2 separate regions of the Mus musculus genome follow, and region 2 is linked to region 1. The links are chromatin loops, found by intact Hi-C in ENCODE. Cell type or tissue: left cerebral cortex. All regions are shown on one strand.

Region 1 (8,000 bases):
TGGTTTCTTTTGTGTGGGAAGGGCCGTCTTTCTCGGGCTTCACAGAAAGGGTCTCGCCCAACAGTTCTCTGAAATAATTGACAGAGTGAGCACATCGTTCCGTGACCAGGGGTCTTCAGAGCTAACTGGCACCATAGAGGAGATATTGGTGAGATTCATTAATTCATAAAGCAGTCTCGGGACTAATAGTATATGAAAATAAGAGAAAGAAACCCAGCTTAAATAATAGCATGTGCGCATGCGCTCGCGCACACTCTCAGGAGTTCACACTTTGCATACAGGTGCCATCTTCTTCCACTTTCTGACAGTGCTCACGGCTGGCTGAACTTACTGTGGTACAGACTGCCACCTATTTGATTATTAAACACTGCCCTTGCCTCTTGGACATCCAGCTCAGTGATACCGGCTGGCATCCGTGGACCGAGCAACCGATGGGATGGTCTGTGTATGTGGCTAGGTTACTGGCAGCTTCCTCTCCAGCCCTCATGTCCTTCCCCCGCCCCCCCGCCCCCCCCCCCCCCCCATCTCTTGGCTAGCTCTTTGGGTTCTTAGGATCAAAGTCGGGTAGAGCTATGAGGAAGGGGAAACCTGGGCCCAGCAGACAATGTGGAGCCAGGCTAAGAAGGTAATTGCAGCTGGAGAGGAGATCTGGCCCTGGGTTGGCAGTTTATAGATTTCAAAAGCTCTTGGCTTAGCCATTTCTTTACTTTCTCTTCAGAGACAGCTCTTCTTGGAGAAGCAATCCTCTCTCCACCCCACCTGCTGGGAAGGAGGTTTCTTTATTGAATTTCTACATTTCATTTTTTTTCATTTTTAATTAGATATTTTCTTCATTTACATTTCAAATGCTATCCTGAAAATCCCCTATACCCTCCCCCTGCCCTGCTCCCCAACCCACCCATTCCCACTTCCTGGCCCTGGCATTCCCCTGTACAGGGGCATATGATCTTTGCAAGGGCCTCTCCTCCCAATGATGGCTGACTAGGCAATCTTCTGCTACATATGCAGCTAGAGACACAAGCTCTGGGGGTACTGGTTAGTTCATAATGTTGTTGCACCTGCAGGGTTGCCGACCCCTTCAGCTCCTTGGGTACTTTCTCTAGCTCCTTTATTGGGGACCCTGTGTTCCATCCAATAGATGACTATGAGCACCCACTTCTGTATTTGCCAGGCACTGGCACAACATCACAAGAGACAGCTATATCAGGGTCCTGTCAGCAAAATCTTGCTGGCATATGCAATAGTGTCTGGGTTTGGTGGTTGTTTATGGGATGGATCCCTGGGTGGGGCAGTCTCTGGATGGTCCTTTCTTCCATCTCAGCTCCAAACTTTGTCTCTGTAACTCCCTCCATGGGTATTTTGTTCCCCATTCTAAGGAGGAACGAAGTATCCACACTTTGGGCTTCCTTCTTCTTGAGTGTCATCTGTTTTGCAAATTATATCTTGGGTATTCTAAGTTTCTGGGCTAATATCCACTATCATGTGAGTTCTTTTGTGATTTGGGTCACCTCACTCAGGATGATAATGTACGCATGTGTGTACCCACACTTGTGCACACGTTTGTGGAGGCTGAAGGACTGGTGTCATTCTCAGGAATGCCATCCACATAATTTGAAACAAGGTCTCCCACTGGCTTGAGGCTCACCAGTTAGGCTGGATAGGCTGGCCCTCAAGCCCCAGGATCCACCTGTCTTGGCATACCAGCACTGGATTAATAATATACAGCGCACACACACGCTAACCTGCCATCTCCTTCAAAGCAAACACTGTCATGCTCACTGACTACAAAGTTAAATCAAATGTGGTATTTTTGTGGCTTCCATAGGGTTGCCTCCTCCTCTTTCTTCTCCTTCTCTTTCTTCTCCTTCTTTCCCTTTTTCTCCTTGTCATTTAAGATTTATTTATATTATTTTATGTGTCGGGGTGTTTTACTTGCATGCATGTATATGTACCATGTGTATGCCTGGAGCTCAGGGAAGCCAGCCCGAGGGTCTTGAATCCCCTGGAACTGGAGTTAGATGTTTGTGAGCCACTGTGTGGGAGCAGGGAATTGAACCTGAGTCCTCTGCAAGAGCAGCAAGTTTTTTAAGCTGCCAAGCCATCTCTCCAGCCCCCAGTAGGGTCTGATTCTCAATGGTAGAGTGATTGTGACTAATTCTGATCTGCTAAGGGGTAGATGCCAGGGTGATCATGAGAACAGCTGAATTAGAAAGGAAGGGTAGAGTAGAAAGCTCATTAACTTTTCGTACATCCTACAAGGAAAGGGCACCTAGGTTTACAGTTACAGGAGAAATAGAGATGGCCTCATGCATACATAAATCACCTATTAGAATAAATGTTGACTGGATTGTCCTCTTATCGATGTAACAACACTAAATAAAGTAAATTGCTCATGAAGAAGAAAAAAATGTCTCCCCCCTTTAACAAGAAAGGACTTAAATATGCAAATGTTTTGACAATTAAAAGGTAGGTAATGAAACTAACTTGATGCCTATTTTGACTGAAGGTTGACAAGGCTTCTTGCAAGCATTTGGGTTGGTGCCTGCAGTTGATATTTGGTTCTGTTACCTCTTCCCTTGGTTTGTCTGGTAGGTCTCCCTGCTGGAGTGCCAACAGTCTTATAGATATCAGAGTGGTTAAGATTGGATAACAGGAACTTTCAAATTCATTAATGACTAGAAGTCAGAGAAGGGTGAAGGCAGCCATTATTCTTTTAATGAGGTCTGGAATTTTCCTCGAGTTCTTTTACAGTAAGATACTGAGTTTTGTGTAAAAGGCTCAATGCCCCTTTGTGGGCATCATTGTACCCCTTTTTATCAGTTAAAAAAAACCCCACCACATGAGCAGCAGACACTCTCCCAATCTTAAAGTCTACCAGATATTGCCAGTACACGTCAGGGGTTTTCTTCTTATACAGCTTTCTTATACAGCTCAGAACCCACCTGCCCAGGGAATGGTACTGCCCACAGTGGGCTTGGCCCTCCTAAGTCAGTTAACAATCAAGGCAGTTCCTCATAGACATGTCCACAGACCAACTAACCTCAGTGCAGAGCAGCTGAGGCAGGGGCATTACTAAGGTACTTGGGTTCCTTTTATCTTATGGTTCTGTCCTTTCTTCTTGACTTAGAACCTTCTGTTTGGTTACTAGGTGGGGGAAGGGAGCGCACCGAGGAAATGTGCTACAGAGTCCAGCTTTTCCTCTGCCTTCTGGGCCTCTTGTTGACCCCATGGGAAGTATTAAGTTCCTCCTTTCTTTCTGTTCCCACTCCTAAACTTTATAATCCCCTGGGTCGTTAGCACATTTCTTGTACATGGAATAAGGACAGAAGTGACTGTGTCATCTCCCAGGTAATGCTGACTGTTCAGATTCCTTCTCTTGAGCCTGCCCAGGTCACTGTGGCTTACAAGGATGGATGAACCAGAAGCTGCAAGCTCAGGCTCCTGTGAATCTGTGAGAACATCGTTCCTCCATGCTGCCTCATGGAGTCTGTTCTAGTTTCCTTTCTGTAGCTGTGATAAAATTTTCAGATGGAAAGTAGTGTATGGGAGAAAAAATGTTTTGTTTGATTTCAACTTTCAGATCACTGAGGGAAACCAGAGCAGGAACTCAAGCAAGGTCTTGAAACTGACACCATCGAGGGACTCTGCTTGTTGGCTTGAACCAGCTCTCCTAGATTTCTTATACAGCCCAGAACCACCTGCCCAGGGAATGGTGCTGCCCACAGTGGGCTTGGCCCTCCTAAGTCAGGGAACAACTGAAGCAATTCCTCCTAGGCACGTCTACAGACCAATGCAATAAGACACGTGCTGAGTTTCTCTCTCTCTTTTTCTGTCTTTTCTCTCTCTTCAGGTGATGCTAAGCTGATCAAAGGTTATAGTTAATGCCAACCACAGCATGCATCTTTCCTTTTTGATTCTGTAGACTCATAAACAGTGAGATTTGCCCCACAGTGAATCATACCCACGTCTCACCGGGAACTGATTTAGATGAAATTTTTTGATGCAGGAGTGAGTCAGCACTCTGAAGTATTTGGCTATGGAAATGACAAGCGTTTTGGATGCCAGAGGGTAGAATTGGATTGAGTTGTATTCTCTTAAAAAAGATACACTGACATCTGTTATATAAATGGCATGGTGGGTTCCATGGAAAGGAAGAGAAGGCAAACTACTCTTTAGAAAGAACTTTATTAGGAAAGTCAGCACCACAGACAGCTGTTACAGCCATGATCAGGCCCTGAAGCAGTAGAGAAAACCTCTGGCCCTGGTGAAGAACATCCTTAGGAGAGATGGCTGTCAAAGAGAGCTGTTTAGTCCTCACTCCTTTGGCTAGAGTGTCTCAGCACAGGCAGCAACAGCATTTTGTTCTGGGAAAAGCTAAGTCTAACAGATTCCCTGAAGTGGCCCTACTGGATCTTACATCCTCTGGAAGATTAGTCTTGCGGCTAAGGCTGTGGCTGGTCCTAGTTGTTGGACTCTTGCTTCCTTTTGGGGAACAGAGTCTATTGAGTGAGTCTGGACACATAGAATCTAATCCCACATCAATTGTTTTAGAAGTGGTTTTTCTCATGTATCGCTTTAGAACAGGCCTGTTTATCAAGGACCACTGGTCCGTGTAATTCATCAGCTAAGGAAAATGCTCAAATGGTTTTCTTTCAGACTAGCAGGATTTTAAAAGGTGGTTATTTAATTATAGACTACTCGTGAGAGGGACAGATAAGCCTAATAGACCATTTTATTTAGTGGAGAATGACACCTGAAGCACAGGAATTGTGTGTGTGTGTGTGTGTGTGTGTGTGTGTGTATGTGTGTGTGTGTATGTGTGTGTATGTGCGTGTGTGTGTATGTGTGTGTATGTGTGTGTGCGTGCGCACGCACATGCATTAACACCATCAATTTCTCCCCATCTACCGTTTAGGTTTGCTGCTAATTTAAAACTTCTAATATGATTTCCCACTCTTTCCCCCATCCTTGCCTCCCTCTCTTTTCACCCTTTCTCCATCCCTCCAGGGAGGGACACCAGCTTTCAGTTTACAGTGTAGGAAAAGCCCAGGACTTGAAGATGCAGCTAGTCTCCTCTGTACCTCAGAGGCTGCAATCAGAACATGTCCACCACTGAAAAAGTTCTCCTGATAAAAGAACCACTCTATTCTGGGTGTAAACACAGAGGCAGGTGGGGCTGGAGCTGCTTCTGTGAGAGGATATACCATCCGACAGTGAGACACAAGTAGCAGAAGACGGGGCATGAAGGTTTTAATAAACCATATCCTGCCGGAGGCTGGGAAGACGGCTCAATGGTGTTCAAATCCTCTCTGTACCTTTGTAAAAAGCCAGGCATGGCTATTCAAGTCTGCAACATTGTAGGGTGGAGACGGGTAAATTGCCAAGAGCATACTGGCCAGTCAGACTAGTCAAAATGGTGGGTTGTGGTTCACTGAGAGACAGTGATGAGGAAGAGACTGGACATTCTACTCGTCTCTGCACATATGCATACATGTGTGCCCTCACACTTGGGAACAGACACTCCACTCACACGCACACATGAATCCCCCAACCACACCCCCGTGAAACCTTGAGTTCAGCAGATCTATGACCTATGTGACTCCAAGTATGAAACATGAAGGTTTATATTCTCATTGTCTCGTAAACCCTGTTTTCTGTCAGTTTACAAACTGGAGAAGGTAAACCGATGATTTTCCAGACTCAGGATGGGGTGTCACGACTTTTGGTCTTTCTGGAATAGCATCCATCTCTCAGCAGAGGGACTTTCCAACTTACCCCTCAGGACGATAAGGATCCATTTGAGGGTTTTAACTGGGTGACTGGCATGCTTAGTTTTCTATTTGAGAAATAGACTGGCCAGAATGTACAACATCGTTCAGTTACAAAATGAACACACACCAGAGCCCGGGAACAGTGAGCTGACAGTGATTGTCACTGGGGTTTTGTGTATGTGGAATATGTCAAGGGAGTGGATCTCAGAGAAACAGAGACACAGGGAGACCGAATGAGGTGATAGATGGGCTTGATCTTAGAAATGTCTGTCCAATGTATAATTTGATCAGAACACTACACCTCATACCTCAAATGTATACAGCTTCCATTTGTCAAGCACACTTGATACATCTCAAAAGACAAGGTGACAGAGAGTTGCGACAGAAAGTTCTGGAAGGGGCTAGAGAGAAAGCCTAGCAGGTAAGCACTTGCTACCCCCCCCCAAAACTTACATAAACGCCACGTGGATGTGGAGAGTATCCTGTAATTCCACCCCAGAAGGCAGAGGCAGGATGCCCAGAGCAAGATGTCTAGAAAAACGACCCATACCAAGGAGCTTTGCCTGTGAGACATCCTGCCTCAGTGAACAAGATAGACAAGACATTAGGGACATTTCCTGAATCCACTTTGGGCTTCCACATGTGTGTGCATGCACATGTAGAGGAAAAACACACACACACACACACTGAAAAGAAGGAAGTTCTGGAAGAGGTAAGCCCAGACAGGATGGCTGCTAAAATCAGAAATAACAAACTGTGTTGGAGCTCACTATAGAGGAAGAGGGGGACCAGAGGGAGAGTTAGGAGTGTGTTTGTCTGTTCATACCAAAGCATGAAGAGACATAAAACCAATGCCACCTGCTCCAGGATCTCGAAGCCACAGCTGTAGCCGAGGTACTGTTGGTAATTGATGGTCGCTCTGTGTGTGTGTGTGTGTGTGTGTGTGTGTGTGTGTGTGTGTAGTCACTTTTTGGGGTCAATGTGACCACAAGCTCATGCTCATCAGTTTGTGATTCCTCCGAAAGCACTCTGGGGCCCATCTTAAGTCATCATAGCTCTCAGTGCCTAAGGCTAACTGACTCCCAGAAACCAGTTCAGTAGAGCTGACTAACATCTCCTTACATCACAAGGACATTTTCTACTGTAGATATAATAAACACATATATTTTAGAATATACAGAAACTTGAAAAATGGAAATGGAAAAAAATACCTCTACCGACTTTGAATTAAAAAACACATTTATTTTAGAATTCTCTAGGATAGTTGCAATTTCCCGCATACCCTACACATGATTTCCATATATTAGCATCTTACATAATCGTATGAAAATAATTAGGAGAAATTAACCTTTGTAAAAAAAAAATCCGTTTTTCCTTCCCTGTTCCTGCTCCCTGAATGACGACTCTGAGACTATTTATTAACAAATGCCTAGGCCACAAGCTTTGGCTCCTTCCTGGACTAACTTATTTAACCCATTCAAACTATTCTAAGTCTTCTACATGGTTAGATACCTCTCTTTCATCCTCTTCCTTAGCATCTTCCTCAACATCTCCCTTAGCATCTGCCCCAGCATCTTTCCCTGAATCTCCTTTTATTCTCTTACTGCCAGTGTCTCACCTCCTATTTTTTGCCTCAGCTCATTGGTCATAGACTTTATTTTATTGACAGGTGATGCTTATAAGAGATTCTCTCTACAGACCTTGGGGCACTATTATCAACTAAATGACTCATTTAAAATTTTTATTTTTGCTTATGGGTCTTTTTGTGTCTGCCACATGGCTGTAGTACCTGCAAAGGCCAGAAGAAGTCAGATCTCCCAGAGTCAGAGTCAGTTGTGAGAGTGCAAAGGGTTCTGAACAGCTGAGCCATCTCTCCAGCCCCTAAATGAAACAATTTTGTCACAGCAAGGAGAAAAATGGATGCTGTCACTATTAAACTCTTTCACACTGTAGATTCCAGCCCACACTGTATTTAGTAGTCAAGAGTCCTGTAATATATTAAAGTTTTCTTACTCCCACTTTGGAAGTACCTACCCCTGGGTTTTCCCTAGTCTGTGAAGGTTGTGAAGGCATGAGTGGCCAATTTTCCAGGCTCTTTGCTAATGGTACACCTGTTTTGGTGTACTGAGCTTCCATACCGTATCCTGCATGTCCTCGATTTCTGACGGCCCTCTTACTCTTGTGGATTCATGGCTTTGAACACTGATTTACACTTTTTTCTGGTGCAGC
Region 2 (8,000 bases), 61 kb after region 1:
GGGGGGGGCTTTTCCTTGTTCTGATATTTATTTTCAGAGGATCCTATTTACTTAACCAGCCTGGGCATGGTGGTCCTTTGTGGGTGACTATCGAACAGTGTGGCTGTGGCTCAATGATTCCTACTATTTGATCACTGACAAGAAATTGGGGCAAGTCCCCACTCCTTAGTCTTAAAGTCTTTACTCTGTGACATCAGTTGCTTTTGGTTCCTATCCTAGCTTCTTGGCTGTTTATTCACTCCTCCCTCCTCCACTAACTTATTTTTTGTTTGTTTGTGTTTCATTTTTATGTATGTGTGTAAGTGCATGAGAGTATGGGTTCCTGCAGCAACCAGAAGAGGGTGCCAGATTCACTGGAGCTTGAGTTCCAGGTGGCTGATCCCACCTGATGTGGGTGCTGGGAACTCTTGTGCTCCACAAGAGCAGCAAACACTCTTTATCACTGAGATATCTTTTCAGCCCTCATCACTAACCCTTCACACATCCTGGATTTCTTGGTATTGAAAAGCCCCAGAGACCTGGACTCCTCTCTGTATTTATTCTGTGGTGGGATGTAGGTGAGTCCTTGGGTATGCTGAGTACTTACTGTTTTTGCTCTGTGAATGGTTGGGAGGAGGAGGAGGAGGAGGAGGAGGAGGAGGAGGAGGAACCATGGGCCACTCTAGGGTTCTCCAGAAGTCCTTGGAGTCCAGTTAAATAGTGAAAACAGGAGCACAACTTAATACGTGCACCATGGCCAACGAAATAAATGAGCTTCTGACTTATTTAAACACCAGGAACAAAGCCCGAAGATCAGGAGAGCACAGTCAGTCTTTGATCTTTGTTATTGAACAGATTGGTATTTACCGACCTGTAGCAACTGGAGAGAACACAGGCCACAGGGTTCTGTGAGTTTTTCCTCAACATGAAAGTGTTAGCAAAGGCAATTTTCAGGATCTGGGGGTTTTGGTTAGTGCTGGGGGTAGTGTTAAAATCATTAAGGCTTTGGGCTGGATTAAATGCTCTCTGAAAGTGGAGGTAATTCTACAGAATGGTCTCGAAAGGATTGCCTATCTGTGAGCGCAGTAGGAAGCTGGGCCAGAAGGAAGACAGACATCTCCTGCACCTGCTGCACACCTCAGTAAAATCCAACACAGCCTTCTGTGTTCAGGATGGAAAGGAAACAGGATGCTAAATGTTTCTGACGAGACACACATTTCTCACGAGGCACACATCCTTTCCACTTCTGTCACGAGGAACTTGAGGACTTTGGTGACGTCACTTCACAACTGACTCTCAGGTGGCACTTCCTGTTGCAAAAATTCCACAAAGTATTCTCCTGCCTGACATTTTCCAGAATGCTGACAGGGTTGAGATGTCCTGTCTGTTCCGTGTCTGGACTGAGGGAAGCCAGCAGTCTGGGAGTGTGCCGCTACCCCACAGCCAGCTGAGGACGATAGGCAGCCTGAGCTCGGCAGCTTAAGGATGCTTCACCATGTTATCTGTCTGGAACCAGGAGAAAGGAGCTGTGTAAGGATGAAGTTGCCTCCCCTTTATTTGATATGGAAACAGCTATGTGATCACAGTAAATCAGAGCACCTGTGGTAACCTGCTGTATTACCTGTCATACATTTCTATTTCGTCACGCAAAACCATCAGATCTGTTATGACCTACTACATTATGGGAATTTTTCTGTTGTGTTATAGAATTGTCCCCTATTATCTATTGTGCATGACAATGTTTCTAGAACAAGCCATAATTGAGACAGAATAAATTTCTCTTGTGTCATGTTGAATCACATTACATCATAATATATTTTGATTTCACCACATTAAATGATAACTGCATCACCATAGATTTCTACTGCATCATGGCAAGCCATAACAGCTACTATGATGATCTATTTCAGTGTAATAATTTTTCCCCAGAACTTTCCAGAAATGACTTTCGTTTGTTCATGATAAAGGCTGTCAGATACTTTTGGCACCCAGACCTTACCATGCCCCACTTAATGAACAGAAACAGTAGGGCTTAGAGGGGCATCTTGTCTTACTCTCCTGTTGTGATAAAACACCATGGCAAAAGCAATTTAATAGAGAGATTGTTAGTTTTGGCTCCCAGTTAGAGTGTACAGCCCATAATGGTGTGGAGACTCTGGCAGCAGGGGCTTCAGACAGCAAGTGCTCAGCTCAATTTCCCCCTTACACAAAACACAAGACCTCAGCCCATGCAATAGAGTCTCCAGCAGTTAAAAGGACTGGCTACTTTTCTCAAGGATCCCAGTTTTATTCTTAGCACACATGGTAGTTCACAGCCATTGTAACTCCAGTTGCAGGAGGATCTGATGCCCTCTTCTGGCCTCCATGGGCACTGTAGGCATATGGTGCACATACATACACACAGAGAAATGCGCGCGCGACACACACACACACACACACACACACACACACACACACTGCAGATTTTAAAAACCTGTTTTAAAAAGAGATCTAAGCTGTAGAGATTTTTAGCTTCAATAAAGGCTAAGATATTGGATTTTCAAAACCTAAATTAAACACAAAATTATTAAGAAAAAAAGGGGCTAAACATGGAAAGGGAACTAAAAGTGCCGACAGAAACATTGTAGAAATAAAAAGGAATAGGTTAGGAAGTACAGTGGGTACAGTTGCCTGCAGATGTTCAGAGCATAATGCCAGTGAAAATTCCAACTTGCATTCAAAGCCAGTGACACATACTACAGGTTTTGGTCCCCCTTGGGGGACTTGTGCAACAGATTCTAGAATAAAGTCCCTTTTAAGTTTTTAGAACTTGCTGCTTTTTGCCTTGAGTAACGGAGGGAGGACATGTGAAAAGACAGAATTCTAATTTTAGGGTGCTCAGCATCCCGACTCTATTTTCATTTCACCCACAAGAAAAATCTCCTCAGCTAACCTTCAGCTACTTTTCTTATACTACACCTAAAAAAAAAAAAAGTCCTCTTGAGCCCTCTCTAATGAGCATGTGATTCCCAGCTATGAATGCACATACATTAGATTTCTGTTGGAGAATTTTAGAAAGTGTATGCTCAGGATACTCTCCTGAGAGATTACATCATGTTTAGAGATACTATGGCCAGCATTAAGAGATATGTTTGTTTTGATTTTATGTGTATGGGTGTTTTGCCTGCATTTATGTCTATGCACTATATGTGTGCAGTGCCCATAAGTAGGCCAGAAGAGGGCGTGCAATGTGGATGCAGGGAACTGAACTTAGGTTCTCTCTGCAAGAGCTGCCAGTGCTCTTAACCACTAAGCTTTCTCTCCAGCTCCTAAACCACACGTTTTTAAAAGCTGGTACTGACATCCAAGTAGTCTGTGGTAGAGAATCAGAAAATTATGATCTGCAGACCAAATATGGATCACCTGTTACTTTTGTAAATAAAATCCAAGTTGGGTACAGCCACACATCCTTAATGGTTGCTTCCACAGTACAAGGGCAGAGAGTTGGGCACTGATGACTGACAAATTGCTCTTAAAAATGGGAATGTTTGCTATATAGTTGTGATGGTTAATCTCCATTGTCAATTTCATAGGAAGAATGAATCATCCAGGATTCACATCTCTAGGTGTGTCTGAGAGGGGGTTTTCTAGATTAGGTTAATTGAGAAGGGAGGTCCTACACAAGAGCAGTACCATCCCATGGACTGGGGTGCTAGACTGAAAGAAATGGAGACAATGAGCTGAGTACCAGCATCCCTCTCTCTCAGCTTCATGATTGTGGATACAATATAACCAGCTGCCTCACACTGCTTCCTGACTGTGGATACAATGTGACCAGCCCCATTAAGCTCCTGCCGCCACCATGGCCATGCCTTCCCTCCATGATGGACTGTGCCCTTAGATGATAAGACAACACAGACCCCTCCTTCTTTTATTTGATTCTTGTCAGATATTTTGTCACAGGCACCAAGGGAAAAAACCCTAATATAATAGTAATTTCAGAAAGAAAAGTTTGCAAGCTTTCTCTGGGCTTGGGGAAAAATAGTTCAGCAGAAATCATGCAGGAACACCTTGATATATGTCATTATTATCCTAAAGTTGTGTTCCTCAAGCTATCAGTTGTGACCCTTTTTGGGATCAAATGACCCTTTCAAGGCGGTCACCTAAGACCATCAGAAAACACAGATATTTATATTACCATTTATAGCCATAGCAAAATTACAGTTATGAAGTAGCAATGAAAATGATTCTGTGGTTGGGGGTCCCTACAACATGAGGAACTGTACTAAAGGGTCATAGTATTAGGAAGTTGAGAATCACTGCCCTAAAGTGATCAAAGATGATCCACTCAGATTCAGAGATGGAGAGAAGTTTGAACTTACCCAAGATTGCTTGGGAAACTTAATACCTGGGATAGGTATCTTCTAACTCTACAGCAAGGTCATGTATAATACAATCCATTGATTTTTCTGTCTTATATCAGTTAGCCTTTCTGTTTAGTTTTGCTTATACTTATCCAGAGTCCAAAATTATTAAATAGAGAATTCCAGAAAAATTGCTTCATAATTTTTTATTGGATATTTTATTTATTCACATTTCAAATGTTATCCCCTTTCCATGTTTCCCCCTAAAAACCCTCCATCCTATCCCCCTCTCCCTGCTTCTATGAGGGTGCTCCTCCACTCATCCATCCACTCCTGCCTCACTGCCCTGGCGTTCCCCTACACTGGGGCATCGAACCCTCACAGGACCAAGGGCCTCTCCTCCCACTGATGCTCGACAAGGCCATCCTTTGTTACATATGTGGCTGGAGTCATGGGTCACTCCATATGTACTCTTTGGTTGGTGGTTTAGTCCCTGGGAGCTCTGGAGGATTTAGTTGGTTGATATTGTTGTCCTTCCCATGGGATTGCAAACCCCTTCAGCTCCTTCAGGCCTTCCCCTAATTCCTCCATTGGGGTCACTGTGCTCAGTCCAATGGTTGGCTGTGAGCATCTGCCTCTGTATTTGTCAGGCTCTGGCATAGTATCTCAGGAGACAGCTGTATCAGGCTCCTGTCAGCAAGCACTTCTTGGCATCTGAAATAGTGTCTGGGTTTGGTGTCTGTATATGGAATGGATCCCCAGGTGGGGCAGTCTCCAGATGGCCTTTTCTTCAGTCTCTGCTCCACACTTTGTCTCCATATTTCCTCCTGTGAGTATTTTGTTCCTCCTTCTAAGAAGGACTGAAGCATTCACACTTTGGTCTTCCTTTTTCTTGAGCTTCATGTGGTCTGTGAATTGTATCTTGGGTATTCTGAGCTTTTGGGCTAATATCCACTTATCAATAAGTGTGTACCATGTGTGTTCTTTTGTGACCTGGTTACCCCACTCAGTGTTATATTTTCTAGTTCCATCCATTTGCCTAAGAATTTCATAAAATCATTCTTTTTAATAGCTGAGTAGTACTCCATTTTCTGTATCCATTCGTCTGTTGAAGGACATCTGGGTTCTTTCCAGCTTCTGGCTATTATAAATAAGGCTGTTATGAACATAATGGAGCATGTAGTGATGGTTCAATATGTGGAAATCCATCAACATAATCCACTATATAAACAAACTCAAAGAAAAACCCACAAGATCATCTGATTAGGTGCTGAGAAAGCATTTGACAGAATTCAACTCCCTTTCATGGTAAAAGTCTTGGAACAATCAGAAATTTAAGGCCCATACCTAAACATAGTAAAAGCAATATACAGCAGACCAGTAGCCAACACCAAACTAAATGGCGAGAAACTTGAAGTAATCCTACTAAAATCAGGGACTAGAAAAGCTGCCCACTCTCTCCCTATCTATTCAATATAGTAATCAAAGTCCTAGCCAGAGTAATTAGACAACAAAAGGAAGTCAAAGGGTTACAAATTGGAAAGGAAGATGTCAAAATATCATTATTTGCAGATGATATGATAGTATACTTAAGTGGCCCCAAAACTTCCACCAGAGAACTCCTAAACCTGATAAACAACTTCAGCAAAGTGACTGAATATAAAATTAACTCAAACAAATCTGTAGCCTTCCTCTACTCAAAGGATAAACAGACCGAGAAAGAAATTGGGGAAACAACACCCTTCACAATAGTCACAAATAACATAAAATACCTCGGTGTGACTCTAACCAAGCAAGTGAAAGATCTGTATGACAAGAATTTCAAGTCTCTGAAGAAAGAAATTGAAGATCTCAGAAGATGGAAAAAAATCTCCCACGCTTCATAAGTTTTAACAGAGCTCCATTCTTGGTTATATGATGGAATTCCACCCTGTCTTTCTTCATCTCAATCTGTGATGGTTTAAATATGCTTGGCCCAGGGAATGGCACTATTAGGAGGTATGACCTTGTTGGAGTAGGTGTGTCACTGTGGGTCTGGACTTTAATGCCTGGGAAGTTAGTCTTCTTCAAGCTGCCTTTAGAACAAGAGATGGAATTCTCAGATCCTCCAGCACCATGCCTGCCTGGACACTGTCATGTTTCTAACTTGATGATAACGGACTGAACCTCTGAACTTGTAAGCCAGTCCCAATTAAATGTTGTCCTTTATGAGAGTTGCCTTGGGAATGGTGTCTGTTCACAGCAGTAAAACCCTAACTATGACACAATCATAGCCTGGGTTCAGTATGAGCACCCTGTATATATTACCCTCCCATTATCAGCTAGAAGCCTTCTTAGGGATTGGATTAATGTGGCTTTTATCATATTGCTGGGCTAAAGTATCTCATTTTACTTAATAGGAATCCCAAAAGTCCAAAAGTGACTCCTAATACCACCTGTATGGTGCTTCCTTTAAGTGAATATATAAAACTAAAATATGTACCAACTCAGTAAAGAGACAAATGAGTTTAGTATTGCAACCGCTGCTTACTATTTTTAATGATATGATGTGAGGATTTATGAGATAAACTAGATTCGAGGTGCATGTTCCCAGGAAAAGACACAGTGTATGTGTGCACAACACACTCTGGTTCTAGGTACACACTGCGTTGGAGAATATCCTTCACTGAGACAGGGGACAACTAGATTGCCATTGTATGTCTAGTATAAACTAGTATCAATGCAGTGCTATGGTCACACTCTGGTGTTTTTATTAACTTTTTGTGTTACACACACAAATGGAAGAGAGAGAGAGAGAGAGAGAGAGAGAGAGAGAGAGAGAGAGAGAGAGAGAGAGAGAGAGAGAGAATTTAATGTTAGTTCTTTGCCTACCTGCAAGTATATGTACCATGAGCATGCTTGGTGCCCATGGAGGACATTGGATCCCCTGGAATTGGAATTATAAATGGTTGTGAGGTGTCATATGGGTCCTGGGAATTGAACCCAGGTTTTTTGCAAGAGAAGCCAGTGTTCTTAACCTTTGAACCATCTCTCCAGTCCCTGTTGCTTTTAGTTTTTGTCTAATTTCCTCTTTCTGTTCCAGGCTCTTTCTTAGGACATCTAATAGGCTTCTTTATTTCCCCCACACAAGAGACAATTTAGCACCAGCATAAAATGGTCCTCTGACAGAAACATTTAGATCCTTTCTTCCTGGGAGTCAGACCGGAGTGACTTTACTGGGGATCATGTCAGCTGTTTTCTGTGAGTGACAAGAAAGGCAGACCTCCTTTTCTTCCTCTGTCTAGTGGCTTGCGTGGATATGGGTGATCATGCAAAGATGCTGTACTTCCAGGGTAGCAGAGATGGGACGTGTTTTCAAGCGCACGAGCGCCCCTCAGTTTCCCCTTAGCTATGGCCGCACTCAGAGATCCTGGAAGGTCATGTCAAGGTCTTAGAATTACAGTGTGGTGAAGTCATAGCAGACAGAGCCTTGGCAGAGCTTTCTCTCTTGCGCCTATTGCCAAGACACTGAGCATTCTGCTGCTTATCTTCCCACAGGTCTGGCAACAGAGAGGGGAACTCTGCCCACCCCTTGATAAATTCATAGCTCAGAGTCAAAAAGGAAAAAGCAAGGAGCAGAGGTGGGGTGAGATGCCAAACCTGGAAGGAAGCAAAGCCCCCCAAAATATTACATGGCAG

The links. A loop is a pair of places that touch in the nucleus more often than their neighbours do. Peaks named below come from ENCODE experiments on the same cell type or tissue, not always from the same donor. Only the 100,000 strongest peaks of a DNase experiment are listed, where the experiment ranks them.
Region 2: it touches region 1 in a loop (4-fold over the local background); 4 of 42 quality-filtered maps call a loop at or near these places.

The regions. Positions count from the first base shown.
Region 1 is chr5:125,825,518-125,833,517 of GRCm38, forward strand. It overlaps Gm40327 (a long non-coding RNA gene), which reads right to left. Exons shown (of 3, transcript XR_868522.2): 2 at 7,561-7,652. Among named protein-coding and RNA genes, the nearest start is that of Gm40327, 8.4 kb to the right of the region's middle. In left cerebral cortex, a CTCF peak has its summit at 7,588; DNase peaks (open chromatin) are centred at 4,021, 6,791 and 7,631; H3K27ac peaks cover 3,615 bases.
Region 2 is chr5:125,886,193-125,894,192 of GRCm38, forward strand. No RefSeq gene overlaps it. Among named protein-coding and RNA genes, the nearest start is that of Gm40328, 28 kb to the left of the region's middle. In left cerebral cortex, CTCF peaks have their summits at 332 (motif pointing right), 2,292 (motif pointing left) and 3,184 (motif pointing right); DNase peaks (open chromatin) are centred at 1,239, 2,882 and 7,888; H3K27ac peaks cover 862 bases.